Linked DNA regions of Mus musculus: regions 1, 2, 3, 5, 6 and 7 are each linked to region 4. A link is a loop called in an ENCODE intact Hi-C map of the cell type or tissue named here. Cell type or tissue: gastrocnemius. All regions are shown on one strand. Region 1 has its middle 5.3 kb from the start of Gm30474. Region 2 has its middle 31 kb from the start of Gm30588. Region 3 has its middle 13 kb from the start of Gm30695. Region 4 overlaps Runx1 (runt related transcription factor 1). Region 5 has its middle 2.8 kb from the start of Gm41499. Region 6 overlaps 1700029J03Rik (RIKEN cDNA 1700029J03 gene). Region 7 has its middle 50 kb from the start of Gm41499.

The links. Peaks named below come from ENCODE experiments on the same cell type or tissue, not always from the same donor. Only the 100,000 strongest peaks of a DNase experiment are listed, where the experiment ranks them.
Region 1: it touches region 4 in a loop (13-fold over the local background); 17 of 42 quality-filtered maps call a loop at or near these places.
Region 2: a loop joins it to region 4, with 13 times the contacts of the local background. A loop is called at or near these places in 26 of 42 quality-filtered maps.
Region 3: it touches region 4 in a loop (2.9-fold over the local background); 11 of 42 quality-filtered maps call a loop at or near these places.
Region 5: it touches region 4 in a loop (4-fold over the local background); 4 of 42 quality-filtered maps call a loop at or near these places.
Region 6: it touches region 4 in a loop (10-fold over the local background); 22 of 42 quality-filtered maps call a loop at or near these places.
Region 7: a loop joins it to region 4, with 2.7 times the contacts of the local background. A loop is called at or near these places in 3 of 42 quality-filtered maps.

Annotation. Positions count from the first base shown.
Region 1 is chr16:93,135,383-93,139,382 of GRCm38, reverse strand. No RefSeq gene overlaps it. Among named protein-coding and RNA genes, the nearest start is that of Gm30474, 5.3 kb to the right of the region's middle. In gastrocnemius, a CTCF peak has its summit at 1,942 (motif pointing right); no DNase peak of the experiment used is centred here.
Region 2 is chr16:93,291,313-93,295,312 of GRCm38, reverse strand. No RefSeq gene overlaps it. Among named protein-coding and RNA genes, the nearest start is that of Gm30588, 31 kb to the right of the region's middle. In gastrocnemius, a CTCF peak has its summit at 2,089 (motif pointing right); a DNase peak (open chromatin) is centred at 2,102.
Region 3 is chr16:93,541,945-93,545,944 of GRCm38, reverse strand. No RefSeq gene overlaps it. Among named protein-coding and RNA genes, the nearest start is that of Gm30695, 13 kb to the right of the region's middle. In gastrocnemius, a CTCF peak has its summit at 1,992 (motif pointing right); DNase peaks (open chromatin) are centred at 2,038 and 2,515.
Region 4 is chr16:92,696,591-92,700,590 of GRCm38, reverse strand. The region is part of intron 2 of Runx1 (runt related transcription factor 1); the gene reads left to right. Among named protein-coding and RNA genes, the nearest start is that of Gm30281, 64 kb to the left of the region's middle. In gastrocnemius, a CTCF peak has its summit at 1,777 (motif pointing left); DNase peaks (open chromatin) are centred at 1,768, 2,124, 3,132 and 3,770; H3K4me3 peaks cover 2,332 bases; H3K27ac peaks cover 2,231 bases.
Region 5 is chr16:92,952,199-92,956,198 of GRCm38, reverse strand. No RefSeq gene overlaps it. Among named protein-coding and RNA genes, the nearest start is that of Gm41499, 2.8 kb to the left of the region's middle. In gastrocnemius, no CTCF peak of the experiment used is centred here; DNase peaks (open chromatin) are centred at 293 and 1,746; H3K27ac peaks cover 3,726 bases.
Region 6 is chr16:93,452,514-93,456,513 of GRCm38, reverse strand. All of the region lies in intron 1 of 1700029J03Rik (RIKEN cDNA 1700029J03 gene), which reads left to right. Among named protein-coding and RNA genes, the nearest start is that of 1700029J03Rik, 4.4 kb to the left of the region's middle. In gastrocnemius, a CTCF peak has its summit at 2,062 (motif pointing right); a DNase peak (open chromatin) is centred at 2,073.
Region 7 is chr16:93,004,682-93,008,681 of GRCm38, reverse strand. No RefSeq gene overlaps it. Among named protein-coding and RNA genes, the nearest start is that of Gm41499, 50 kb to the right of the region's middle. In gastrocnemius, no CTCF peak of the experiment used is centred here; DNase peaks (open chromatin) are centred at 1,896 and 2,100; H3K4me3 peaks cover 923 bases; H3K27ac peaks cover 2,450 bases.

The sequences.
Region 1 (4,000 bases), 440 kb before region 4:
GAGAGGCCCAGGGCAGATTCTTCCTGGCAACCTTGAACAAATCCCACTGACACCTTGGCCTGGAGAGTCCTGGCACCACACAGTTCCACTCCAGTAAATAAGCCCAGGGACAGAATTTTCTCTGTATATTTTCCTGCCTAGCAATGCAGAATGGTACACCACCACGATCTGTTTACCGTAAGAACACTTCAGTGGTTGGAAAGCTCACCTCTTAAACTAATATAAAAGCATCATTATACAAAACAGGAGAACCCAGAAGTGTATCCATACAGCCCTCCCTGTTAAGGAATAGTTTCTTTTCAACAGTCATGATTGACAACTCCACTTGTTTACACGCAGGAGTTCCCACCCACTAGCTCTCACCACTTATAAAACCGAGTATTTTTTGAAGGCCTCTGAAGATGTCTAATAAAACTGCTAAAAAGACCTGTTTGATCTCTGGGCAGCTCTGAGGACAGATAGGGCCCCGTTCCTTCTGGAAAACGCTTTGTTCTTTCAACTCCACTTAAGGAGGCAATAGAGCGGCATCTAATACAGGAGGCTTTCTGACTCTGTAGAACAAAGTCAGGCCAGGTTCTTATCATGAGAAACTGCACCCAAGGATAATCTTCTAGAAGACATAAATAATTCTCCATAATGCACTTGGCTATACTTTGATCTTGTGTGCATTTTCCTTAATAGATGGATATTATCAACCCAGTTTGTGCTTGCATAGGGGTTAGTTTGATGGCACGATGGCGGTGACATTAGAGCCTGAAGATTATGTTTTGGATATAAGCTACTGAAAGGACCAACATAACTTTACAAGTTCCTGAAACATGTGAAATTAGATCCCAGTGCTCCGCACCCCGATTTCAGTATCACTGCCAAGGATTTGGTGTCCTGCACTTAATTTTCTCCCACTTCATTAACTGTCCTCAGACTTTAGAAGAGCCTTTGAAATCTCCGACTTCTATGGTAATATCCAGGTGAGCCACTTTCGGCTTCCTATGCTATAGACTCCACCCCTCTCCCTGTCTCTCCCTTCTTCCCTCTGTGTGTTATACTAGGGGCAGGGGGACGGGGAGGCAGAGGTTAGAACAAGGGAAGTGCAGTGCTGGGATTGAGAGCTAAGATGTCTTGATGCTAGTGTAATCACTAGAGAACTGCGCACAAGAGAAGGTTACAATCAGATTTCAGATTGTGGTGAGGCCATATTGGAAGCCACTAAGCATGCAGTTATGACCTTCACGTGGGATGTGTAGTTGGGGTCAGACTGACCTGTTTAAGGGGCTGCTGAAGTAATAAATCGAGCTAGCCCTGTGTGTCAGGGGGCTAGGGAGACAGGCCTAATAAGATGTGATGAGCTTAAGGCCCACCTGTTAGTCATTGTGCTGATAAAAGCAGGCTGCACAATGTCCTGAGGAAGGCTTTTAAAACACAGTGGCTACTCCAGCTTTTCGAGCCAGAAAAAGAAAACCAGGTGTCATCCACCATTCAGCCCCGGACTTGTCCACCCAAACCATGTGAGTCTCCTTCGTGTGAATTTGAAGGATTTCAGGGCAAGAGTCAGGGTCAAGGGGAATTCTTTCACATTTATAGAATGGGGTGCCATCCATTTGTGATGTGCCCAGAGAATCAGAGATTGCTCCAGTGTGGGGTTCCAGCTATGTCCTGGAGAGCCAGCTAGTTTCGCTCAGCAACAATGGCCTCCTGTGGATGGACAGTCAGACCCTTCTGGCATGGATGAAGGAAGTGGTGTACTCCTTCTCAGAATGGTGGCCAAAGCTGAGGTGTCAGAGTGAGGCTGTCTGTTACCACGGGGACTGCTCTGTCTCCACCAAACACTGTGTGGGACCAGATGGGTCCTCTGACTCTTGCTGATGTGATAGTCTTGTTCAAGTCCAAGGTCCTGGGAATGCCTGTCTGCCAGGTGTGACCAGATACATTTCACACTGAAGCCAATAGGTGGCAGAGTGATCTTTTCTAGACTTCAGAGTAAAATTCCTGTGGAGAAATCACAACAGGGTTCCACAGCAGGGTCTGGGCTGGTACACAGTTTGTTTTTAAACTCTTCACATGTTGTAGCCATTCAGATAGGCTGACACTCAATGTTGTAGAGAATATTTCCAGTCAACTAAAATAGCAGGTTTGAGGACAATTAGCCAAAGTTTCTACAGACTCACCTTTATTGCCTTAAATTGTACCTTCCTATATCTAGATAGGTGTTCTAATTTTATAGTACATTTCATTTTTTAATGATATGTATAGATAAAAGTGAGAGCAATGCTAGCATGGCATCCAAGAGGGAGTCCTCCTCGTGAGTGTTCCTCGTGGCCTAAGGACAGAATCACAGTGGAGGAACCAAGAGGGAGTACTCCTTGATAGTTCTCCTCATGAGTGCTCTTCATGAGTACTCCTCATGAATGCCCCTTGTGAGTACTCCCCACCAGTGCTCTTTGTGACCTAAGGTCAGAATCACAGTGGAGAACCCCCAAGAGAGAGTGCTCCTTGTGAGTGCTCCTTGTGGCCTAAGGGCAGAATCACAGTGGAGGAACCAAGAGGGAGTACTCCTTGATAGTTCTCCTCATGAGTGCTCTTCATGAGTACTCCTCATGAATGCCCCTTGTGAGTACTCCCCACCAGTGCTCCTTGTGACCTAAGGTCAGAATCACAGTAGAGAACCCCCAAGAGAGAGTGCTCCTTGTGAGTGCTCCTTGTGGCCTAAGGGCAGAATCACAGTGGGGGAACCAAGAGGGTGTACTACTTGATAGTTCTCCTCATGAGTGCTCTTCATGAGTACTCCTCATGAATGCCCCTTGTGAGTACTCCCCACCAGTGCTCTTTGTGACCTAAGGTCAGAATCACAGTGGAGAACCCCCAAGAGAGAGTGCTCCTTGTGAGTGCTCCTTGTGGCCTAAGGGCAGAATCACAGTGGGGGAACCAAGAGGGAGTACTCCTTGATAGTTCTCCTCATGAGTGCTCTTCATGAGTACTCCTCATGAATGCCCCTTGTGAGTGCTCCCCACCAGTGTTCTTTGTAACCTAAGGTCAGAATCACAGTAGAGGATGGAGCTGGAGGTCAGTCCCCATAGTTAATCTCCTGGGGACAGTCCACGCACATACTGAGGAGGGACTTAGTACCTGAGAAGTGTGGTTTTTTTTTAGACAGGGTTTCTCTGTATAGCCCTGGCTGTCCTGGAACGCACTCTGTAGGCCAGGCTGGCCTCGAACTCAGAAATCCGCCTGCCTCTGCCTCCCGAGTGCTGGGATTAAAGGCGTGCACCACCACGCCCGGCAAAGTATGTCTTTTTAAAAGACTAAAATTAGCATTAAAGTCTAAGCTGATGTTCGGTTAGAATCCTCTCTTCTCCTTCTCAATCTTGCATGTTGCTAATGCCCCCCTTCATCTGAGACAGAGGCATACTAAGCATACTAAAACAAGCAGGTCTGGAATAATCTCATGTCTCAAAACAGGCGCCTCTGGGATTCTGCCTGCCCTGACGCATGCACTGGGCCCTCCAATTCACACGTGGCTTTCACTTGAATTGAGACAAGGGCCTGGTGAGAGGACTCGGAAGTAAAGGCTCTTGCTGTCATGTCTGCTCCCACAAATTCAATCCCCAGGACCTACAAGGTAAAGAGAAAGACTGAGTCTGAGTCTCTCAAGTTCTCCGCTGATTGCCACTTGGCCACTGTATTCATAGGTACCCACAGGCATACACATGTAATACACACACACACACACACACAATCAATCAATCAACCAAACAATCAGTCAATAAGCAGTTAGTGGGCTGGGAGGTGCTACCATAGCCTGGATCATGACTGTGCATTTTTGTATAGCTTTATTCTCCAAAGTCTCAGGAGGGCAGCAAGTATTGTCGAGGATTCTATGTGAGGGGATTCTAATGGGGTGGTTTCCTCTTGGCATGCTTTAGCAATTTGTTCTCAGAGCAAAACAAAAAGAGACTAAAGATAAGAAAGATGATTGGACTTAGAAGCACTGCGTACGCCCCGT
Region 2 (4,000 bases), 590 kb before region 4:
TTTAAGAAACAGATGGAAAAGACCATATTTTAAAAAGCACAGAGATTGGAACCTCTCTGCTGTTTCTGGCCCAAATGAGGAAACTCCCAAGGCTCCTGCCATGGTAAGAAACCACAGTTAACAATGGTGAATAAAACCACATCTTAATTTCTCCCCGAATTTCCATTTTACAGAGAATTTGGGGGAAAAAAATCAATCTTCAGAGGCTGTGGAAAAACACAAAGTTGTGTATTTATTTTATTTTATTTTTTATCTTGGAAAAATGTCTGTATCATAATAAAGTCTCTCAAGACACCAGCTTGAGTCACGTCCCTCTGAGTTGGCACATCCAGCAGCAGGCCTTGGGTGTCGCAGGCCCTCAATAAGTGATTGTGTATCGAAGATGTTTGCTCTCCTCAAAACCAGTCGCCACAAATCAGCATCAAGTCAGGCCAGGCAAGAAACATTCTATTTTTAGTAGAGATGGCTCATTATGTTTGTCTGTGTCACTGAAACGTCTTAAATGAAAGAACAAACAAGCAAACAAACAAGCAAGCAGAATGATCATAGGTGGGGACGCTTGTTTTGGACATTAGCTCCACCCCTGGTGTAAATATGTTACTTTGTAACATAATGTGAAGATTCTCCTTAAGTACTGAGTTGAGTGGCCACCACTGCCTGCATTTCTTACCTCAGCCTAGTGGTGTCATTCTCAGATTAATCTGAGAAGCATCGGAAGCAGGGGAAGTTAGCCTCCAGACTCTGCCTCTCCGCTTTCTTCCTTTAAGTGTGTGTGGGGGGGGGGTGCGGGGGGGGGATGGGATGGGGGAGGGGGGAGGGGTGTGATTCTGCAGGCAGCACCACACAATTTTTTTCTCATCTGCATCTTTAGAAATGACAGGTGACTGGGGGAATCTCAGTGGAATTTAGCGAACCAGGTCCATGCAGCCTGCAGAAACGGTGTCTTCACTTCTGTATGGCTGTGGGGTCGTCACGGCCACTTGTCTACCATGAAGAGGTAGGAAAACCCTTTGGACTTCAACTGAGATGCCAGTCCCATGGCCAGCTATCTCCTTGTATGTCCCTTTCAACTGAAAAAGACATCATGTGATAACAGTTTTTATTTTTTTCCTGTTAATTATATTTTCCCTCCATTTGTAACAGCAATGAATACACTTAGAGAGATGGACTCTTTTGTGCTACAACAAACAAGCAAGGACATAAAGTAAACAAATGTTTCATAAGAGATAAGCAAAAGCTGCAATTATTACCATATGTAGTCGGTTTGTCTATCACCTGTCTGCATATCACCTATCTGTCTGTCTGTCTGTCTATCTATGCATCTATAAATCTATCTATCTATCATACATCTATCTATGTATCTATCCAAACACAGAGGAGGGAAGAAAGGGGAGAAGGGAGAGGGAGGGAGGGAGGAGAGAGAGAGAGAGAGAGAGAGAGAGAGAGAGAGAGAGAGAGAGAGAGAGAGAGAGAGAGAGAGAGAGAGAGAGAGAATCCTTTAGGAGAAAGGATTTGTCACATTCTGTGTTTGTAAGCAACTTTACTATTGTAGACAGTCAGTGTATTATCACGATGGCCCCTGGTGTATGTGCCATTACTGAGTATTTGGGGGGTGGGTTCAGGTTCTAGTTCTGTAGCCCCAAGTCCTTGGAGCACCATTTCTTAAAGCATTCTGTTTTAATCGTGTTCTTATGTGATTCATAGAGTGAAGTAAAGTTTTAAGGTAAATCTTATTAGGATGTGACTATTCTAATTTGAACCAAACAGAAATTCAGTTCCCGAACTTCTCTGGTATGCGCTCAGCAGGAGACCTGTGAAGTGAGCAAGACCTCTGCCCCTCCCTCTGACAGGCGACAGGCCTTCCCTGGTGTCAAGGTTGCTGGTGGAGGAAATGAAACCAGGACAACAGGGACAAAGATCATATAGCTACAGAACAGCAAGAAACTTGAAGAATCCGTGGCTTGAGTCTCCCTTTCCTCAAGGCTTCCAGTGGGTCTCGCGGCTTGGTCCAGGCAGTTGATGGGGTGGAATGCTGAGTGTGGGGGAGACTAAGTCTAATACAACGGGCAGCGAGCATGCCTGTGTGTCCTCCAGGGGGAGACATTTCTCTTTCTCCCATGGCTGTGTGTTACCCAAAGCTAAGGTGGTCAGTGACACATTTGCAAGGCATGTCTCTGGGACACAGAGCAGAACAGGCTTGCAGAGCAGCTGCCCTCTGTGAGACTGAAGACCGAACGACTGTCTGTTTGCCCTCCAGTCCACACTGTCTAGAGGCCAACTGCTGCTCCTGGCCAGCAGCGCCTCAGGCCTTCCCATCACCACCCCAGAGAAAACCGTCAGAAGAGCATTGGCAGTTGTATGTTCTTACAGGAGGCCTGGAGTGTCCTGTAGGGACCACCGTAGGGACAATAAGAGCCAGGGACATAGCCTGGCACTTGAAAGATCTGCCACACTGCCCAGTTTGATTTTACGTTTCTCCCTTTCAGCCACTGTTTAGCTGTTCAGTTTACTAGAAATGTCTGTAGTTCTTAAGTGGCTGGTGGCCATTTTTCAAGGACTTTCTTTCTTGGTGTCATTCCTCTTAAAGAATGAACTGCGCAACCACATGCGTCTAGGAGGGTGGGCGAGAGAAAGGAGCAGGCACAGGATTCAAAGAAGTCAATTTAGCTACTTATTAACCGTGCCTGGAAATGTGAAGAGGAAAAGGTGGGAACTAATGACTCCAATGGGTGTTTGAAAAGAACTGGCTCTTTTGTTCCCAGCTCCGTGAACCCTCTCTTTGGAGAACCCAGAGCTGGTCCTCAGTCAATGAGTGTGGCAAGGATCATTTCAAGAACAAATTGAGGAAACGTAGGCACGGGTCTTTCATCGCCTTTTCGCGGTGATTAGATTTATTTACCTCCCTTGCTGGCCCCTTCTCTTTCATGCTTTCCAACCGCTTTAAAATCAAGAGTGAAAAATGAAACCGAGTTCCGGCTTTTAAGAAAATGAGAGAGGGTGGGGGCTGGGCTGGCTGACAGGTGCACACTTCCTGGGAGCCAGAGAATAGCAAGAAGTTTAAGAAAAGAACTGTGTGACCATAGCTGGCCTTGCCTGGGAGAAAGTCACTAATTGAAAGTCTGGCCAACGTTAAATGTGCTGGTGAAGTGCACTGATTTATTGGGACCAGTGTGGGGGAAAGGTCTGTGGAGCAAATTGAAAGAACAAACAGGGAAACGGTGTGTTTTCCTCGCCGAGAGATAGCTCCAAACGTTTGTAAAAATCACTTTGTATTTCAATCCCCCTGCAAAACGGTGAAAAGTTCTGGTTCCTAACTTCTAAGAGTTACTGTGAAAACCCTTACAACATCCCTAAGGTGTTCCTTCCTTGCGTGGGATCCTGTCATCCTCGTGACCGTGTGAGTTCGGGGGGAAGCAGAATTTTGTGAAAATGTTTCTCTACTTTAGACTTTTCTACAACTTTCTACCCAATTAGAGGATGTTAGTGGGGTTTGCTGCGTAGTGTGCTGGTATTTTGTGACTCGCAGGCGCTGATCTGTTTCCCTGGCTGTCTCACAGTTCATGAAGAAGTCTGCTCTAAAAAATGGCTTCTCACCATTCTGAGGGCCATCCCATCCCATCCCATCCCATCCCCCCCACCCCATCCCACCCCACCCCACCCCATCCCATCCCATCCCACCCCATCCCACCCCACTCCATCCCATCCCATCCCACCCCACCCTACCCCATCCCACCCCACCCCACCCCATCCCATCCCACCCCACCCTACCCCATCCCGTCCCATCCCATCTCACCCCACCCTACCCCATCCCACCCCACCCCACCCCATCCCATCCCACCCCACCCTACCCCATCCCATCCCACCCCACCCCATCCCATCCCACCCCACCCTACCCCATCCCATCCCATCCCATCCCATCCCCCCCACCCCATCCCACCCCACCCCACCCCATCCCATCCCATCCCACCCCATCCCACCCCACCCTATCCCATCCCATCCC
Region 3 (4,000 bases), 850 kb before region 4:
CACAGAGGCAATGGTTCCACTTCAGTTGCTGTTTGATGACCTGAAAATCCTAGCAATTGGCTCCATTATGGCTCTAAATAAAACGGGAGAAAACCCCTACAGAATACAAATTGACCCTAACTTAATCTTTCTTTTGTACAAGTAAACCACAGAATCAATAGATAACTTTCTTTGACAAATCAAACTTATTCTTTTAAAAAATACTTATTTTTTGTGTGTGCATGTGCCTAAATATATGCATGTATATCACATGTGTGCAATGTGTATCACATGTGTGCAGGAAGCCACAGGGGCCAGAAGAGAGTGTTGGATTTCTTGTAACTGGAGTTACAGATGATTCTGGGCTGTCATGAGGGTGCTGGGAACCAGATATTGGTCCTCTGGAAGAGCAGCAGGTGCTCCAAACCACCGAGCCACGTCTCCAGCCTCCAAACTAGACTCTTATTAAAAGTTTAAATTAGAGTTAATATTCTCCCAGTATGTTGTAGCTGAATTTGAATAAATTCTGGCAAGTGTGCTCTTGGGCACTTTGCAACTGCATGATCCAATTGGAGCAGGCTGCCTCTGTTGGTGGAGGTAGGACCTGATTCCTATCTGCACCTCCAGGGCCTGGCATTATCCCCTACCCATACCTGGCCACAAGTGTGTGCTGGCTACATTGACTGTAGAAAGGTTACAGGAAAATGTGTGGGTGTCGTTAGGGTGGAACCTGGAGAAGCCAGATCTGACTTTGGATCCCATCACTGTTCTTAGGCTGAGCTTTCATCCTCTGTGTGATGGAATAAGACACATCGCACAGTGCTCAGGGAATCAGGTGAGACAATGGTCTGCCCTGTGGGGATCACTTGTGACATATTTGCTTCTGGGCCACTTGTCCTCCCAGTTACAGGATGCCCATCAGAACAGGGCACTTTCCAGACCCTGTGGCGTTCCAATGCCTGGCATGTAGGAGCCGTTTGGCAAGTGTGTGTCAGATTAACAAGTGAAACTGGGCATTTCCCATGACATTATTATGGAAAGGAAGAGAACAGCTAAAGTGCTTGAGAAATAGAGACACAAGATCATTATACTGGAAAAAGAAAGGTATTGGAGAAAGGTCAGGCCTGGTGGCACACACCCACACCTTTCATCAATCCTAGCACTCAGGAGCAGACACATCTCTTGTGAGTTCCTGGTTGGCATAGAGAGTTCTAGGCCAGCCAGGGTTACACAGTGACATTGTCTTAAAAAAAAAAAAGATACGAAGACAAAAAATGTGATTGAAAAAATATTTCTAAAAGATGTATTTGTATTTATATGTATGGTGTCTTGCCTGCACATACGTATGTGCCCCAATATGTGCAGTGACTGCAACATCTAGAGGAGGGCGTTTGATCCCTGGAACTAGCTGACGTCATCCCTCAGGCTGAGCAACACATTCCACTTCTCTGCAGGAGCAGCGAGCACTTGGAGCCCCGTCTCTGGGTACTAAAGAGAGATGTTTTTTTATCAACACAATTACCTAGCTACATCTGAGTTTGGTGCATCCAGTCTATCTTTAGATGAATTTAACATTTTATCTCAGATAATATTTTTTCAGGGATAACACTTTTAATCTTAGATTGCATGTATATATTTCTTATATGTGTGCATATATATTTTCAATATAATTATGTAATCCTCTTTTCTGGCTCCTATGAGATGTGACAATGACCTTTGCATCCTACTGTTCCCTTCTTTGACCCTTGACTTCGGTTTCCTGCTGTGCTCTGTCTCCGAGATGACACACTATGACACACTTAAAAATATTTCTGAGAATTAGTGACATTTACTTGTCTGGGAATATTTTAAAGATGAAAATATTGATTTGGTTTATTTTTGTTTCGAAGTCACTCAGCTTTTAAATGATATACTAGTTTTCCTCCCTTCAAAATTACAAAAATCTGGCACCAGCTGAGCATCAGTTTGGAGGTCTCTTAAGTTCACAGTGGATGTGCATTTTGGAGACAACTCTCAAAGCTACCACTAGATGGCGAAAATGCTCTATCAAAGTTAATAGGGCCCTGGGTGTTGAAATGGGCTCTGCGTTCTTCTGGGTGTAGAAACGAGACACGTAGGCGGGCTGTGTTCTCACGGTTTACGTAGGAATTAGCACATGTAGTATTACAGTTCCTACTATTATTTGTGTGCTTCAGATGCTTAAAGGGGGGTGTGGTGTATGTGTGTGTGTGTGTGTGTGTGTGTGTGTGTGTGTGTGTGTGTGTGTTTTGGTACACTTGCATGCAGAGGCCAGCCGTCCATGTTGGGTATCTTCCTCAATTGTTCCCAACTTTATTTTTAACTCTTATTTATTGATTTAACTCAAGTCATGAGGCTTGATGGCAAGCATTCTGACCTGCTAGGTCATCTCAGCAGACTTATTTTTTGAGACAGGGTCTCCCGCTGGTCCTAGAGCTTACTGATTCAGCTAGACTGACCAGCCAGCAAGCTGCCAGGGCCCTCCTGTCTCGTCCTCCTGGGCACTGGGATTATAAGTGCACTCTGCCATGTTGGGCTTTTTACGTGGCTTCTGGGATTAGAACTCGGGTCTTGTTGCGTGTGAGGCAAGCTTCACCAGCAGGCTCCTCGCCAGCCCTCTGGAGGGTTTTAGTGTGACACGTACATTCGGCTTTTCCCTTTAAGGTGAACTTCAGGTTCCTACATAGCATCTTCCCTGCCTTTTCCAACTCACCCCACTCATGAGTAAATTAATAATGAAGATGGAGTGTATCAGAGACTGTCTGGTGCCCAGGCACAGGCTATCCCGTGCTATGTCTTTACATGTGAAATTCTGTGGTGTGAAGATGTTCACATCACAGGATGGCTGAGGCATTGGTAAGGCAGTGAGGCTGCTGCTCCTGTCTGGAATCTACGGCTCTCACACAAACACACTGACAGTCAACAGCCATGTATGGCTCTCACACAAACACACTCACAGTCAACAGCCATGCAGGGCTCTCACAGGAACACATTCACAGTCAACAGCTGTGCGTGGCTCTCACATGAAAACACTTACAGTCAACAGCCACACATGGCTCTCACACAAACACATTCACAGTCAACAGCCATGCATGGCACTCGTCATACACTGCCTTGGTTGAAACGTGAGTCCAGTACTTCATCTCTCTCTAACATATCAGCATCTGAAGCTACAGTAAATTATAGTGCATGGCCCTGTTTGCCTGCTTTCCCTGTTCCTGTCTGATCCTTTGCATGAGCTTGAGTCATTGTTTTTCGTGTGTGTGTGTGTGTGTGTGTGTGTGTGTGTGTGTGTTGATGTTGACTCCCTACAGAGTATTTGATGATGCCTGATGCTGGCGTCAGTTTTTATTGCTGCAATTGAGGCAGAACATGACTAAGATTCACAGTGCAATGTTGGTGCTATGAAATAGTGCAATGCACAGGCAGGCAGAGACTCGCCTGCTCCAGATGTTAGCGGGGCCAGACGGAGAAAGCCTGGACAAGTTGCACTTCATAGAGGGAAAAATCCTTTGTCTTTGGTCTTGTCCATTCAACTTGATTAAGTTGCAGACATTGTCTAATCAGGGCCTGTGACCTGTGGATGCAGAGATGCATATTCAATCTGGGATCTATGAAGGCTCTGGATTTTACCCTAAAAGAGTTTATTTCTATGCAATGGACGCTGCAGAAAACACAAAACTGCTGGGTCAGAGATGAAGCAGATTGAGCAAGCTGTGGGAGCATGACGTCATTATCTTTTCCCCTGACCTCCCCCTCCCCCAAAAGCTCCCACTAGAGCAATTTGGAGAGGCATAGGTAGTTAAGTAGGCAGTTTACAACCTCACCGAACACCAGTGAGTGTGGGATCCCCATTGCTCTCGCACGAGGCAGTAAACCCATCCTTTTCTGGGGTGGAGACTTCCCCTCACCCACCTAAGGTGTAACCATTAACTACAGAATGCAGAAGACACAGGCCCAGATACTTGAGAGTTGGGGTGGGGTGTCTGTTCTTCTCAGAGGT
Region 4 (4,000 bases):
ACATGCTTAGAATCTGATTTAGATAGAGTATTATATTGGAAGGGTAATTTTGATTTAAGAGAACTATTATATATTTTGGAGATGATTTCATAGAATAAGCACACAAAACTTTCAGTTTTCTGAGACCACTTACAGTTAGCCAGTCACGTAAGGATGTAGAAGAATAAGTCAATAAAACCGCTCCGCCCTCCATTGAAATGGTTGCCTGCCTCTCACTGAACCAAACACTACTTTTAAAATTCATGGTAGAAAGTCCAAATCCTGTTGTGCTCACTTTTAAACTTCCCCAGCAACAAATTTGTCAGACTGTCACACAGTAGCAGCTTAAACAAATCTTTCCCTCGCAGTTTTTTTCCTTTTTTTTTTTTAATCATGTAAATTTTAGTGTCACTCTGGGGGAAGCCTGGAAGTGAAAGTTGTAAACCTTTCCTTTAGCTCTTGGTGAGGCAAGCGAGAGAAAGTGTGCATTGACAGTGAAATGCGCACTCTGGGTGGGAAGGAATTCCTCATTTCCCTCTCCCGCTGCAGGACTTGCATGAACTCTGTCCAAAGCCGCAAGGACTGCGCGTTCATGGTGCCCCTCGGTAGAGTCCCAGCTGCGCGCTTGCTGATTGCTATTTTGCAGCAAAGACGGGGCGATGATTTTGTTTGTCTGTGTTTTTCAAGTGCGTGTCAAGTGGCTCAGTGACAACCCACACAGGTCCAGGGATGCCCGAGGCCGGATTTTTGCAGTTTTTCGTTGCTTTATCCTGATCGAGCTTCGAACTAACTGAGTTACTAGCAGTAACTCAGCTGAGCAGCGCTCAAGGTGCGAACCTTGAAAGCCAAACTTGGTGCCTGTGTTCATGTAACTGTCTTTCCTAGGCTTCTGCCAGACAGACAACCCTAAACTCCATGCGCAGTTTGAGGTTTGACCCCAACGCGATTCCTTTAATCTTTTGAAGGGCCGGAGAGACACCCTTTCCCCTGGAGTCAAGGTCGAGCGTTGTCTCTGCCACACTGTTCTGATGATGCCCTGTCTCGGTTGGTCTGTGTGGATGTGCTTGGCTGTGGCTCCAGGAGCACTAGATCTGAAGTCGGCTGCTCAAAAAATGCATTTGAGGGGAGTCTAGCTAGCTATTTGAGGGAGTCTCGCTTCCACTGGCCATGAACTCTCCAGTAAATACGGCACACCAGAACCTGGCTGCACTTGGAAGCTGTGGCCCTGGCAGGGGAGCGCAGGCAGCGGGATTCGACCCCTGAATTGGGACTTCTTTAAGATTCGTTTTAAAAGAAAAGCAAGGAGGAAAAAATGTCTTCCCAAAGCTCCGGATCCCCCCAAACGCCAGGGGAGCACTGAGCTTTGCCCTGCTGTCACGATCTTTGTGCTGAAGGAGGAAAGTCGGGCCCACTCGGGAAAATACAGAAGGCTGGAGAAGTTGAGCCTTCGCTGACAATCGCTGGACACCTGAGGAACTCATGGTCCTGAACTAGCATAAGGCGGAGCCCAGGCAAAGAGGCTTTGAGAAGAGATGAGACCCTAATTTGGGTGGATCACGACAGTAGAGACCCACCAGCCGGGGGATTCCCATGCAAGCTGGACCGGCTACCACCGGTCTGAGAGACGGGGGCGCTCAGGTGGGTTCTGGTGGCCACTTCCTAATGTCTGTCCCCAAACTCACAAGATCGACCCTAAGGACCTCCAGGTGAGACTGATCCTCGCGCCGTCGGGGCGTGCCCAGTGCCCTGCTCCGCTTCCCAGGACGCCTAACGAGGGCCGCTGCTGCCCCCTGGCGTCCGGTCTGAGCCCCGACATGACCGTGAAAGGCCTGCCTGATCCTCCATGCCGCCAGCTCCTACCCGCCTGGGGCAAGAGAAGCCACCCCAAACTTCAGACAAGGCCTCCGTGCCGGGACCTCCACAGCTTCTTCCTCTTCCACGGAACCCAGGCTGCGCAGATGCGTGTGGAAGGAAGACACACGCGGGGACCAGCCAGGGACCCGAGCACAGATGAAAGTGGAGGGGTTCGGTCAATATGTGGACAGTAGCGGGCTCCATGGAGTGGGTAGTAAGAAGTTCCGGAGGAAGCAAGGCCCAAGAGAAGTAAGGGACCCCGGAGCACAGGCCAGCTGCTCCGGCTGGGGACAGTAGCCGGCAGCGAGCCAAGCAGGAAGGAGACCCTTAAAGCTCTTCGGCGAAAATGCCCTCGGCGCCGCGGGGACGAACAAGGTGGGGGAGGTGCCCCTACATTGCTTAAGCGGAGTGGGTTCGTTGCCTGAAGGAGAGCTCCGGACTCCCGCCGGAGCTGGAGGGTGGATTCGAGCTCATGAGTTCGGGGTGGCCTGAGTCCCCCATGCTTTCAACTTTTTTTGTAGTCTAGAGTTCTTTGAGGCCTTGGTTAGAAAACTATCTCCTCTCCAGCCGCTGCGCACACTCAGAACGCGGCGCGCTGCGTAATCAAGCCGCAGCCCAGCCGCAGAGAAAAGACACTAAATAAAGCAACTCTGCGAAGGAGAGGATGCTTAAAACCCAAAACTTCTGCGGTGGAGCAGTGGCTGGCCTTGTTTAAATGACTCGGTGCCACTTCTCCTCAGCTGCTAGTCTGGCCCAGGGAGGCGCTCAGAGCTTCCCCCACTCGGCCATCAGCCCTCCAACCCTCTTGCGGCCGAATCCCACCCTGTCCTCCCAGGACCCCAAGCCTTGGCTCATGGACTGCAGTGCAAGGCTGCCTAGGGACCATTCCCGGATGCCAGCCCAGGTCCCTGAAGCCTCGCGGTGGCAGCTTTGTGTCCAGGGAGCACAGGGCGTCTCCCTCCCGCTGATCTCCAGGCCCAGGGCTTCTCCGGACGCAGCCCTCGGTCCCCAAGCCCGACCGGTCTCTCGATTCCTGTTTCGGGGTCTCCAGGACCGAGGCCACCAGTGGCGCCGCTGCGCCCGGCAAACCCACCCAGGGCGAGTGCAGCACCGCGCGTGGCTGCCTGGCGTGGGATCTGAACCTGGGCCTGGCTTCGGGCAAACATGGCAGCGTGTGCCTGTGGGTGCGGGGTCGGCGTGGGTGCGGGAGCTGGGGACGGTAGGGGCTGCCACCGAGTCCCGGGCCGGGCAGCGTACAGTAGCGCGCGGGGGCGCGCGGGCCAATTCCAGGAGCGCGGCAGCCGGCCGCGCCCAGGCTGATACCGGAAAGGCCTGTGATTGGCCGTCGGTCTCCTCTATGCAAACGAGCTGAGGGAATGGAATTCCTCGGGTCGGGCTTACAGTAAAAGCACGTTCATTTCCAGGCACTCTCATTCATAGAGCCAGCGGGCGCGGGCAGGACGGGCGCCCCGCGGCCGGACCCAGCCAGGGCACCACGCTGCCCGGCCCCGCGGCTGGCACTTCCATCCTGAGCTCCCCGAGACGCAAGAAAGTCACCCTTTGCGGCTCTTTCTAGATCTGCGTTGGACCTTCTTGTTTTCCTTTCCTTTCCTTTTTTTTTTTTTTTAATTTTTATTTTTATTTTCCCTTTCTTACTTTTGAATGAACCGGCTTCTAGGCTTTGGATGTTTCAACTTCTAGGCTGTGAACTTTTCTCCGATTGTTTCTTTTGACAACTGCGGGAGAAAGTGTTCCGGAGTTCCAGGCGAGCGGTGAAGTTGCGTGTGCGTGGCAGGGTGCGTGGGAGTGAGCGTGTGTAACTCGAGCCTACTGGTCTACGGTGCCTCCTCCCAGGCCCGCTCCACCTGCTGCGGTTACACGGTGCTCGCTCGTGGGTATTTGTGCGCCCCAGCAGAAAACCAGCCACCGCCGGGCGACGTTGGAGGAAGATCATCTTGCCAGACTCTGGGCTGACTCACTCAACCAATGTAGACAGTGGCTGACTTCCGAAGAGTGCGAGTCTGCCTGTGTGTGTGACCCAACTGCGGCTCAACTCCCACCAAACCACAGGATCAGCCACAAACTTAACCAGCGTTCCCAAACCAGAGTCCTCAGCTGTGGGAAGCTCTACCCTGAGTGTCATCGAGTTTGACTTTTTTTTTTTTAA
Region 5 (4,000 bases), 260 kb before region 4:
GCAAATTCTGAGTACCAGGTGCAAGAGAGCACGGATTGGGGCAATTTATTACTGAGCTCTGTGCCCATGCTCAAGAGCCTATATGAGAGTCCAGACAGAGCTACCCATGTAAAAAGACCAAGCTAAAATTAAAGGGAGATTGTGCTGGTCCTAACATCCTAAAGACACATCATATGTTCTCTGCCTCCTCAGCCACTGGTCAGACTTCTTTCCATAAACCCAGCCTTTCCCCTCCCCCATCTTCCTTCTTCCCACCTGTCTGGAATTGCCAAAGCATCTGAGCTGAGGCCAACAGCCAACCCATGGAGAGGACTGTTTGTTATGAACAGATACATGCAAACGCATCAATATTTCTAACTACCTGTCCCCGTGACTGAGATGGGCAGAGTCTCCCCCACCCTCCTCTTCTCGCTTATAGCAGCAAATGCTGACACTCCCCAGCAAGCATGCCCTCCCTTCTTGGGCCCCACCTCCTCTGTCCCCAAAGTAAATAGAAAACCAGGTGTGTGTATGAATTCTAACGAGGCTAGGGTGAGGGTGGGGAGAGGAAGAGAGGGAGATGGAGAGTCACGGAGACTCAGAGAGTAAAAATAGGATCAACAGGAACTGGGAGTCTGGGTTTCTGTTTCTTCTCCAAGAGTGAGTCCTTGCTGCTGTAGTCTTTGTAAGCAGAGCAGTCCTGACTCTCTGGGTACGGCAATAAGGCATCTCAGGTTCCTCCACAGAGACTATGATCCCTCACTCTCAGACTTCAACCCACACCCTTCAGGAAAACAATCAGTGGGAAGGAACAAAAAAGAATCCACCTCAGGCTCTGTCCAGTGCTGCTAACACAGTTAGTCCCTTGATGGTCTCAAGTCAGTGATGTCACCCATGTAGGAGAATCTGCACCCTGTACCGCTGGTATCCTTCAGTTCCATTCCATACTGCTGAGGTGTGCGCGCGTGCCTGTCTGTCTCTCTGTCTCTGTCTGTGTTTGTGTGTCTCTGTGTGTGTGCCTGTGTGCCTGTCTTGTGTGTGTGTGCCTGTCTGTCTCTCTGTCTCTGTGTCTGTGTGTCTCTGTGTGTGTGCCTGTCTTCTGAGTGTGTGTGTGCCTGTCTGTATCTCTGTCTCTCTGTATCTCTGTCTCTGTCTGTGTGTGCCTGTCTTCTCTCTCTCTCTCTTTCTCTCTCTCTCTCTGTGTGAGTGTGTGTGTGTCTGTGTGTGCCTGTCTCTCTGTCTCTCTCTGTGCCTGTCTGTCTCTCTGTCTGTCTCTGTCTGTCTGTCTGTCTGTCTGTGTGTGCCTGTCTGTCTCTCTGTCTGTCTTCCTGTCTGTCTCTGTGTGTGTGTATGTGTACCTGTCTGTCTCTCTGGCTGTCTATGTCTCTCTGTCTGTCTGTCACTCTCTGTGTGTCTGTCTGTGTGTGTGTATGTGCCTGTCTGTTTCTCTGTCTGTGTTTGTGTATGTGTGTCTGTCTCCCTGTCTCTTTCTGTCTCTCTGTCTCTGTTTGTCTGTGTGTGTGTGTGTGTGTGTGTGTGTGCGTGTGTGCACGCACACTGTCTGTATACTTAGAACTTCATCTGTCACAGCTTTGCTTCCTGGAACTTGAACTGCAGTACCCAGGGCTGTCGGGCCACCAATAAATCAAAGGCTCTTCTCAGAAGCTCTATTCAGCTGTCCAGGCAGGACGGTGGGAGCTGCCTATGTTGAGTCTGACAGACGCCCACTCAGCCCAGCTGCAGGCTATCTAAGGCCATATCCCAACATGGCCGCTTGCCCAGAAACAGGCTCAGCAACTCACCTCCCTGGACAGGAAGGAAGTGCTCGGAACAGAGTGGGACAGGCTTCTTGCCCACACTGGGGGTTGGCTTGGGAATCTTCCTCCGGGTCCCATCTTCTACTTGTCTTGGATGGAGCTCAGTAGGTTACCAAAGGACCAACACACAAATCTGGGCCTTCCCTCTAGAGGCCGGTCAGCACTCACTCACTGTGTTTTAGAAGCAAGCACTGCTCTCTCTCGACTTCCTGTGATCAAACATGCTTGTTAATAGCTTTTAGTAAAAGCCAGATCTCCCTGTGCACGGCTCTGCCGCACATGGACTGAATTAAGAACAGGGGATTGTTTTCATGTCTAGAACTCAGCTAATGCCAAAACAAATGTACAGTAAAATACTGCTGGACACCCCCACCCTATCTCTTCCCTTTCTCGCCCTCAAGGGAGACCATGGAAGACACTGAAGGAAGTTAAGGAGTCAGAATGGTAGGAATTGAGATCCTGCCTGGGGGAAGTGTTGCGTCACCTCAGAACTTCTTAAGTTGTCCCACTATTTTTCTGTAGTCCAACTACCTTGGCTTTCTGGGTTGTCGCTCTACAGTATGTGTCAATGGCTGAGTGGGACCCTTCCAGAGTAGCTAGCTTCTTGCTTCTATTAAAGATTTTCTTCATCTAGATTCCCCACTTCTTGGAGGAAAACACTCAGAATGTGTTTTTAATACATGGTAACTTCGAAAGCCCACAGGCCTCCCTGTGTTGTCATTTAAAATATACAGTTGCTCTAGTTGGATGTCTTCTGGGGTAACCCCAATAAGAAAACAGCACGGGACAGGTATTCAGTTAAAAATTCCTTTCTGTTCATTTATAATCCAGTTGACTGGGTGTCCTGCATATTTTTTGTGGGAGTTGACTCAGAACAGGTCAACTTACTGAATAATCTGACTCTTTAACATACAGGGAAACCCATCGTAGAAAGCGATTGTCCCTTTGAAGTGTTTTATTGCTTAACTGCTTCTAAATGGGAGGCACCAAGGATGATTGTTCTAACTAGCTCACCTGATTCTACGTTGCCAACTTGCTATCAGATTGCTGTAATTGCTAAGCCTCAGTGAGAACCTAGAGACTATTTCTAACACATTTTCTAATAGCTTCAAGACCTATTGACTCGAGTGGGAAGGAAATTAAATTCTAGTCTGCAACCTTCTAGAACTTTCTAGATCTTCCTAGTCAGAAACTCCTAAGAATAAAAAACTAAGTATAAAGAACGAAGTTCTATCTCTGAGATCTAGACTCAGGAGCAATGCCTGTTACTTGTGAAGTAGTGCCCCAAGACGGCTTCCTCTAGCTTATTCCAAATTCACAATGTTGTGGGGGTACAATGGACTGGGCAGTGTAAAGACTCAAAGACTTGCAAACTTTCTTTCCAATTCACATGCCAGTGTCAATGGAGCCTGGGTCTAGTTTGCAAACATTCCCAGATCCAGCACTCAAGATCTAAAATTAAACTCAGTGATCATCAGTTGGCCAGGCTCTACGACAGGAAGATCTCTGAGTCAGCAAGAGGCACAGCACTGGGCCACAGCTCTTCCTCTGCACAGTGGTCCAACCAGGAGCTGAGAGCTGCACAGGGACTCAACAGCAGATGGAGGGGGGCACAGCATCCAGGATTTCTTGCTCTCTTCTTTGAGGTTCTCTTTAACCTCAAAAGGAACAGAATACCCCCCCAGTGACTTTTGTGTACACTGTTTTTTGTTTTGTTTTGTTTTGTTTTGGGGTTTTTTTTGGGGGTGTTTAAACACAGTCTTGTTGCCCCACAGAGCTCTGCCGCCTGCTCACATTCAGCATCTCCTGGGAAATTCGGAGAGATGCTTTATTTAGAAGGCACTCAGCCTGTGAGTCATGCAATTTTCTGCTGTGTTTTTCTTCTTCAGTCTTCCTGCTTCCATAAACATTTATGTGAAGAGAGGCTATTTCGCTGTGTTTCCAGAATCGTCTGCCACAGCTGTTCTCTCTCCACCTGAAGTCATCAACTTTCGCAAAGAGAAATATCCCTTGTTTGCTTTCAAACAACGATAAAGACCAAAAGTCAACACATAAATAGGATTGAAAGACAGAGCGGTGACCCTTTGGCAGAATGGCCTCTTGGCTCAGTGGGTTCTCATGAACCCCAGTAAATCTTAACAGTAGTTGTTTAACACTGGCATGCGCCCTGTAGGCAGAGACACAGTTTTGTAACACTTGTGAGA
Region 6 (4,000 bases), 760 kb before region 4:
CCCCATGCCTCCTCTGTCTGTGTTACCTTTGTGTGTATTGTCTATCTGTCTCCCTTGCTATCTATTATCTACCCATCCATTATCTATCTGTCTGTCTGTCTGTCTGTCTACCTACCTAATCCATCCATCCATCCATCCATCCATCCATCCATTATCTATCTATCTATCTATCTATCTATCTATCTATCTATCTATCTATCTATCTATATCTCTGTCTGTCTGTCTACCTACCTCATCCATCCATCCATCCATCCATCCATCCATCCATCCATCTATTATCTATCTATCTATCTATCCTATCTATCTATCTATCTATCTATCTATCTATCTATCTATCTATCTATCATCTATTTATCTATCTATCTTTGTGTCTGCCTACCTACCTAATCCATCCATCCATCCATCCATCCATCCATCCATTATCTATCTATCTATCTATCTATCTATCTATCTATCTATCTATCTATCTATCATCTATCTGTGTCTGTCTGTCTGTCTGTCTACCTAATCCATCCATCCATCTATCATCCATCCATCTATCATCTATCTATCATCTATATGTATCTATCCTATCTATCTATCTATCTATCATCTAGCTATATCTATCATCTATCATCTATCTTTCATCTATCTATATCTATAGTCACCTATATCATCTACCATAACTATTATCTATTTACCTATCGTATGTATGTATGTATGTATGTATGTATGTATGTATGTATCTATCTATCTATCTATCTATCACCAATCTATCTCTATCTGCCATTATCCATCTCTATTTAGGAGAGAGAAGGAGTTATGGGAAATAACTTAGAGAATTTGCTCTCTCAATTAGGGAGCCTAGGAGAGGCTGTGATACACAGATAGAGGGCCAGGGAAGTCAGTTGTATGACAATCACAAGTTCAGAGGTTCCGGAGACCTGCAGAGGTGTGGATGGTATAACTGTCAGTCTGAGGCTGAGAGCCCTGTCCTAGAGCCCTGGAGTCTCTGGTGTGAATCCTGAAGTTCACAGCCCATAGTCCTGATATCTTGGGGCAGAGGATAGCCCAAATGGCACCTTCCCACCTCTTGTTCCATTTGGGACATGACGACTGCATAAAGTCCACCCACACTGAGGGCAAGCCGGCTCCACCCAAGCTATGAAATCAGGGAAGTCTTCTGGAACTTTCTCACAGACTGGCAGCTCAGTGATTCCTACGGGATGCCAGACACTGGGGCCTTCCCTCAGCACAAGAGAAAAGGCTCAGAGCCCACAAAGCAGGGGTGGGGGTGGGGGGCTACATATCAGTGATAGAGCTAAAGAATAATCATGCTTTATCCATCATCAGACTTCCTTAATCCAGCTAAGCTGGTGTTCCAAGAACTCACTACCACATTCCCATATACTCTTATCTAAAAGACTAAGATATGACATAATGCATGTATATACACTGTATGATGTGTGTGTATATCACATGTACATACTATGTGTATTTAAAACTCAACAGTTGACCCATCCTGGGTATTTTATTTAAAAGGAATGTTCTGCAGTCTAGTTGTGTCTATTTTCCTTTACTTAGCATGGTTCATGCACCTGTCAATCATGCCAAAACAAGTCTCCAACTCCTTTGTTCATCTGGGTCCAGTAGACCTTGGAAGGAAATGGGGTAGAGAGGCGTCAAAATGCCTCTGCCCCTTTCATCTTGTCAAGGGGCCCAGAGGTCTCCTAGGGTAACAGTGGCAGCAGGATGGCATCTTAAAGACTCAGGAGTGACCAGTCAGGACACAGTGTTAGTTATAGTTGCACTAAGTTCTTTATAAGCACACACACCAATGATTTGCATATGGCTTTTTTTTTTTTCATTTATTAGTGCTATCATTCCCACTGGCTGTGCTTTTTGTAGCTATTTTCATTTTTAAAATCAAACTGTATTTTAAGAACCTCTTCTAAAAGTGAAGGACTTTCTCCTCCTGGATCTAGAACCTTGCGTCTGCTAAGCTTTAGTAGCTGAGTCTGTACTGAGCAGATCCTGGGTGATCTCAGGCAGAGGTTACTGTATCAGCAATTCTTTGTGGCCACTAGGTGGCGCTCATGCGCTATTGCAAGTGGCTGCCGCGCTGCAAAAGTTACTTGGCAAAACTAATTGCCTTCCTTGTAGGTAAACTGGTCCTGTGAGCTGCAAGTGCCTCTTGGGTTATAGATTTCTCAGCCCCCTTCTCTTTCCTTAACTGCCTTCAAGAGTTTTCTTGACTACGGCCTCCTGGCTAAGCATCTAGAGTTAGGTCAAGTGCAAATACTGACTCTTATCATTGGCTGTTCTACGGCCTTGGGATTTGACTTAGCTTCAGTTTTCTCAGCCATAAAACAAGATGAAGAGTTCTACAGTTCAGCAGAGAGTGAGTAGCTCTGTGTTCAAGCACTCAGCATCCTGTGTGTTGGCATCTGCTGTTTTGTCATTTGTTACGGCCTCAGGGATCTCAGAGACGCTGGCTTAAGGACCTGTATTACCAGAATTGCCCAAAGATCTCCATACGAAGTTTCTGAGATCTGCATGCAGACCTTCCATTTCTGAACTTTTGGTGTGGGACCAGGGACTGGATGCCCAGGAGACGACCTGTTGATCTTGAGACTTCCCAGTCTCTACTGAATAAAGCAAATATTTGCCCTTTATAGGTTTATCCAGCTTCTGGTATTTAGTTATAGCCACAAAACAAACATAAGCTATCATAGCCTCCATCTGACAATGGATGCTGCTGGGGCTGCCCAGCTGTGTGGCTTTGCGGTCACTGAGTGACTGGCCATGGCTGGGTGTTCCACCTCTTCCAGTTGCCACGAGCAGGCTTGGAGTCTTTCTCTTTAGTGCTCTATAGCCCTTGCCACAACTTTCCAGTTTCTACGATCTCCCACCATGCCGCCGACTTGCCACGTTTCTCTAATACCTATTTATTTTTAGAAAGGAAGGAAGTGTGTCTCTGTTCATGTACGTTTGAATACAGGAAACCGCCATCAGGAATGTGCACCGACAGGACCCATCCTCTTCTCCCACACTGGTATACCAGAATTCTGTTCTTGGTTGTCGTAGTCCTACAGCAGATCCCCCAAACTCCACAGTTCTTGTGCTGGCTTCACCGCGATACTTTCTATCACGAGGGCCGCTGGATCACAGGGAGGAGCTACTGGGGCCGGCCACTTGCCCTGTAGCCTGGACCTTCTGTGGACCCTTTCCACTCTTTCCTCTCCCATCCGAACTGGCATCTTCTGTATTGTTATCGGGTTATAGGGTATGAAAAGTGTTCCCTGCTGGGAAGTCAGTGTCTCTCAGACCCCAAAGGAATCGACTAGGTGTGGTACATCCTCTGTCTAGGAAGACCAAGAGGCAGTAATTTGTTCTTCCCCTTGGCTAAGGTGCCCCAGCATGCCCTGGAACCCAGACCTTTTATAAGTGATGGCTGGGCTCTCAAATCCCCAGCAACATTACTTTTTTTATTGCACGAGTGTGACTTACCATTTTTGCCACGTCTGGTTCACATGATATCTTCTCCAGGCTGCCATTCTTCAGTGGCTCAGCTGGGTCTTGTCTCCTCAGACTATATTATGACAGGGGGCAGGGAGGGTATTAACACAGCCCTGGATCAACACTGTAAGGGAATACTATTGTCTCTTCTGAGCAAATATGATGGTCCCTGACCCTTGTTTTTGGCAGAGATGAAAAGAACTTGCTCCCCCAGATCAAAGGCTGCACGCCATGTACCTGAGCCTGTGATCTGTGAGGACGGAGCGTCTGGCAGGAGGCCTTGCAGCAGCTGGGGGCTACTTGTCTCAGTGGACACTATATGATCTCCCAGGACCCATCTGTTTCCCATAGGGAGTGAGCAGACTGTTTAATCAAGAAGTGGTTGGGTAGGGGCTGCCTGTGTGCAGCCTTGATGCTAGGGATTATTCTACACTTTACAGATTCTGATTCCTGCCCCTGCCCCTGCCCCTGCCCCTGGCCCTGGCCCTGCCCCTGCCCCTGC
Region 7 (4,000 bases), 310 kb before region 4:
ACTCGGTGAGTTGGAATAAATAGCTTAGAGTTGAACAAGCTCATGAACAACCAACAGCCTTGCATGTTTACTGCTAGGGAAATGAATGGTAAATGCTGAAACTTTAATGGATACTCAGAGAATCTACATGGTGTGTGTGTGTGTGTGTGTGTGTGTGTGTGTGTGTGTGTGAGAGAGAGAGAGAGAGAGAGAGAGAGAGAGAGAGAGAGAGAGAGAGAGAGAGAGAGAGGGCAAGTGTGGCAAGTGTGTGTATGTGCATGTGTGGTTGGGTGTGTAAGTGAGTATGTGTATGTAGGGTTGGCACCCCGTAGATTGGGATACTGTGGAAGCTTTGGACATTGAGTCTGGTGGCATATGTAAGGTTGCAGGGTGGAGCTCATGAGGGTTGCTTGACTCTGCTTCCAGCCCTAGCTCCCTGCTTCCTGCTGTGTGAGCTTGCACCTCAATCTTCGATCACCTACCAGGCCAGTCTGTCCAGCGTGCCTCTGGTGTGGTGGACTGTCTCTGACGGCCTGAGCTGAACCTCTCCTCTATTCAGTTGCTCCTAACAAGTGTTTTGTGGCAGCCACATGAAAAGCTAAGACAAAAATAGAGGACTCTGTTTTTCTTTATTGTCCTCTAAGATTTCCTTTCAAGAAAGGAAATAGAGAACGTGCAGATCAGATCTTCACAAATCAAAGTGTCTTCTCTCTCCCATGTATCTACTCTCCCACCTTCAAGTAAGGACTGGATCCCAGATACAGTACAGTGGATTCGTGACCTATGAACTGTCTGCCATCCCTGCAGTGTCTCTGGTGATGGAAGAGATTTTTCTCTTTAATGTCTGCCTGTGTTAATGCATAGGAAGATGCACACAATGATCACAGACTTCCCATCCAGTGAAGCCCTGTGACCCTGTAAGTGTTTAGCCTTTAACAGACCCCTGGGCTGTGTGCCCAGCTCTGACACTGTTCACGTTTACAGAGTCAATTCAATTTCACTTGTTAATATTGGTTACCATCATTCTAGATTGAAAAGCAGCTTTCCAGAGCATTGCTCTGAACTTCAGAAGCCCAAATAGCTCTAGCAGGCGTCTGGCACTTCCCACCTCCCCCATATTGTTCCTGGACCATCCATTTGAAATCCATTTGAATCAGGGTTTCTCTCTCTCTCTCTGTCTCTCTGTCTCTGTCTCTCTGTCTCTGTCTCTCTGTCTCTGTCTCTCTCTCTCTCTCTCTCTCTCTCTCTCTCTCTCTCTCTCTCTCTCCATTTCATTACAAATTCCTGTATCCAGGGATCATGTCTAATGTTTCTCAAATATCCTGGTTAATGTGTAGGCCAGAAACTTGTTCAATTGAAGCCTCTTAAAAGTTGTTGATGGAGTTAAAAATGAACTTCAAATGTGAAAAACGTTTCCAGAGCAAGGGAAATATTCACTGTTGTGTTTGGAAAACGGGATGGGTAAGTTTAAAAGCATGACGATCAGACAGGCTCCTTGAGGGAGGTAAATTTTTAGATACCATGAAATCCCATATGAGATCGCACCCAACTTCCTTAGGCAAACAGTAAGCGACAGAAAGAAAGAAAGGGACAAACTGGGTTTATTTGACCTTGCCATTTGATTTCCAAGGAATTCAAAGCCATCGAGGGGTAAAGATAGCTAGCTGTCTGTCTTTCTTGACTGGGTTTGTGCTTTTCTCTTTCTCCCTAACCCTGCCTCTGACTCCATTTTTTGAAAATTAGCCAGACAACGGCCGCATTTCCAGTTACTGGATGAGTTCAGAGCCAAGCAGCTGTTCAGAAACATCCAAGTGGGCAGCAAATGGCGCTGATGGAGTTAAAGGCGGTGACTCACACGGGACATTCTCAGCAGGTCAGCTGGAACTCCCTGCTGGGCAGGGAATGCAGCCCCCTGGGGCAGGTGCCAAGCCCAGGAGCAGAGCCCGGGATGACAGCAGCAACTCACCACACAGTGGCCTCCGCTCGGTCGCTTCCCTGTTCTCAGTTTTCATGATTTTTTTTTTATAAGGTGAATTTTTTTCTAACGCAATCCTGAAGTGTGATGGGAAAAACAGGCCGGGCAGCTGTTGACTGTTTGAAACAACAGAGGGGAGGCTGGGTCCCTTGGACCGGCTCCACACACGCTGCCTCGCCAGCTTTCCTGATCATTTTCTCATAGAAAATTATGGGTCAAGAGCTCGATCCTGCGCGCTCCTCATGCCAGTCAGTCGCTCGCTCAGCGAAGGTGAGGCTTGCAGGAGCCCAGAGGGGCTTGCTCATCTAGAAATATATTTCTACAAAAGATTATAATTTTACAAGGTGACTCAATCAAACAACAATAAAGACCACGGGTAGGCTAGGGGAAGAGGGGAAAGCACACTTGAGTTTGTGAGCTTATATAACAGCACTACCATGAAGGGCACTAAAGAATATAAAAATGGCATCCTAGATGTTTATTATTAAACATAATTGTTCAGGGAGGGAGGGACTTAATTACTTCAACAAATTCAATTGTGACTCAATCCTCCACTTCACTTTTTGTCTATTTTTCTTTAAATAGCTTTCAAAGGCTTTTAAAGGTAAATATCTTTAATTTGTTCCTTGCAGGTGGGTGATGGCTCAGCAAAGAAGAAACAATCTTTTTTTTTTTTTCTTTTCCTGTCATTAACAATTATCAGATTCAAATTCCATTCCTCTGCTATCTAGGCACAGGATTCCCAGTGCACTGGGATTGTGATCCTGATGGCCAATTTGTGTCCCCTATAATCAAGTTCATTTTGTGATAAGCTCCCAAATATTAACTCTGAAAGAGCAGAAAGGTAGAACTTTAAAAAAAAAATGAAACAATGATTTATTTCCTTAAATAAAATGTTTAAAGTTGTGTTTGGCCAATTAGATGAGCATTTATCAACCATCGAGTTCACAGGGAGCTCAGAGACAGGAAACAGCTTTCTGAGGGCTCTTCTTCTTCTGAGAAAACGGATTCAGAGTTCAAAAGAGAGTAGTCTGGCCGCCTGTTTTATAGAGCCCAAAGAGGAACATGGGAGGGGAAATTTCCCAAGAACAGACATGGTGTCAGTGTTGCCTGCCCGATGTCTAGCTGGTGGTAGACGATTAATAAATACCGGCAGAATTGATCTTGGCCGGGGGGTGGGGGGTGGGGTGGGGGGGGGAGTGGGGGGGAGTGGACGGAAGAGGAGGAGCATCCTTTCTTTTTGGCAAAAGAAAGAACAGATTAGTCATTGAGATTCTGCAGAAGGGATGGGGCTCAGGGTGGTTTAAATCTCAGTTCCAAAAGTCAGGAGAGAGGACGGGAGCACACCGAGTGAGCATCCTGTGAATAAGTCTTTTTCAGCCAGAGTTGGTTGGGTTCATTTCTGGGTATGGCAGCCAAGACCAACCAGAGGCTCCCAAGAGAAAAGCCAGACAGAAAGGCGAGGTTTGAGATTTTCTCTCCCGGTTGCATCTACCAGGTCTTCATGTATTAATTACCATGTTCCTTCCACACCAACCTCTGAGAGCATCTGGGATGAAATGCCAAATTAAAAGAGGGAGGGGAAGCTATAATCAGGGATTATTGTATGAGAAAAGAGTCTATTTTTTAAAATGTGGAAATCAGGACAGGAATACTCCCAGGACACTTTTATGGTGGGGATGAGCCTTTCTGTCCTTGATCCTGCCAAGAGTCAGGCTCACTGTTTACCCACCGTCTATGACAGTCCACTGGGGATGGCACTGCTTAAGGGATTCCTAGATTGAGTGTGTGTGTGTGTGTGTGTGTGTGTGTGTGTACATGTATGTAAACTGGGGTGTATGTGTGTGGTGTGTGTAGTGTGTGTGTGAGCATGTGTGTATGTGTGTGAGTGTGTGTATGTGTGTATGTGTGATATTTATATATATGTATGCGGGTATATATGTGCGTGAATATGTATGTGTCTTGTGTGTTTATGTGTAAGTGTGTCTGTTTGTCTGTCTGTGTGTGTGTACAGAGGGGGGTACTGAAAATGAACTGGTAAAGTTT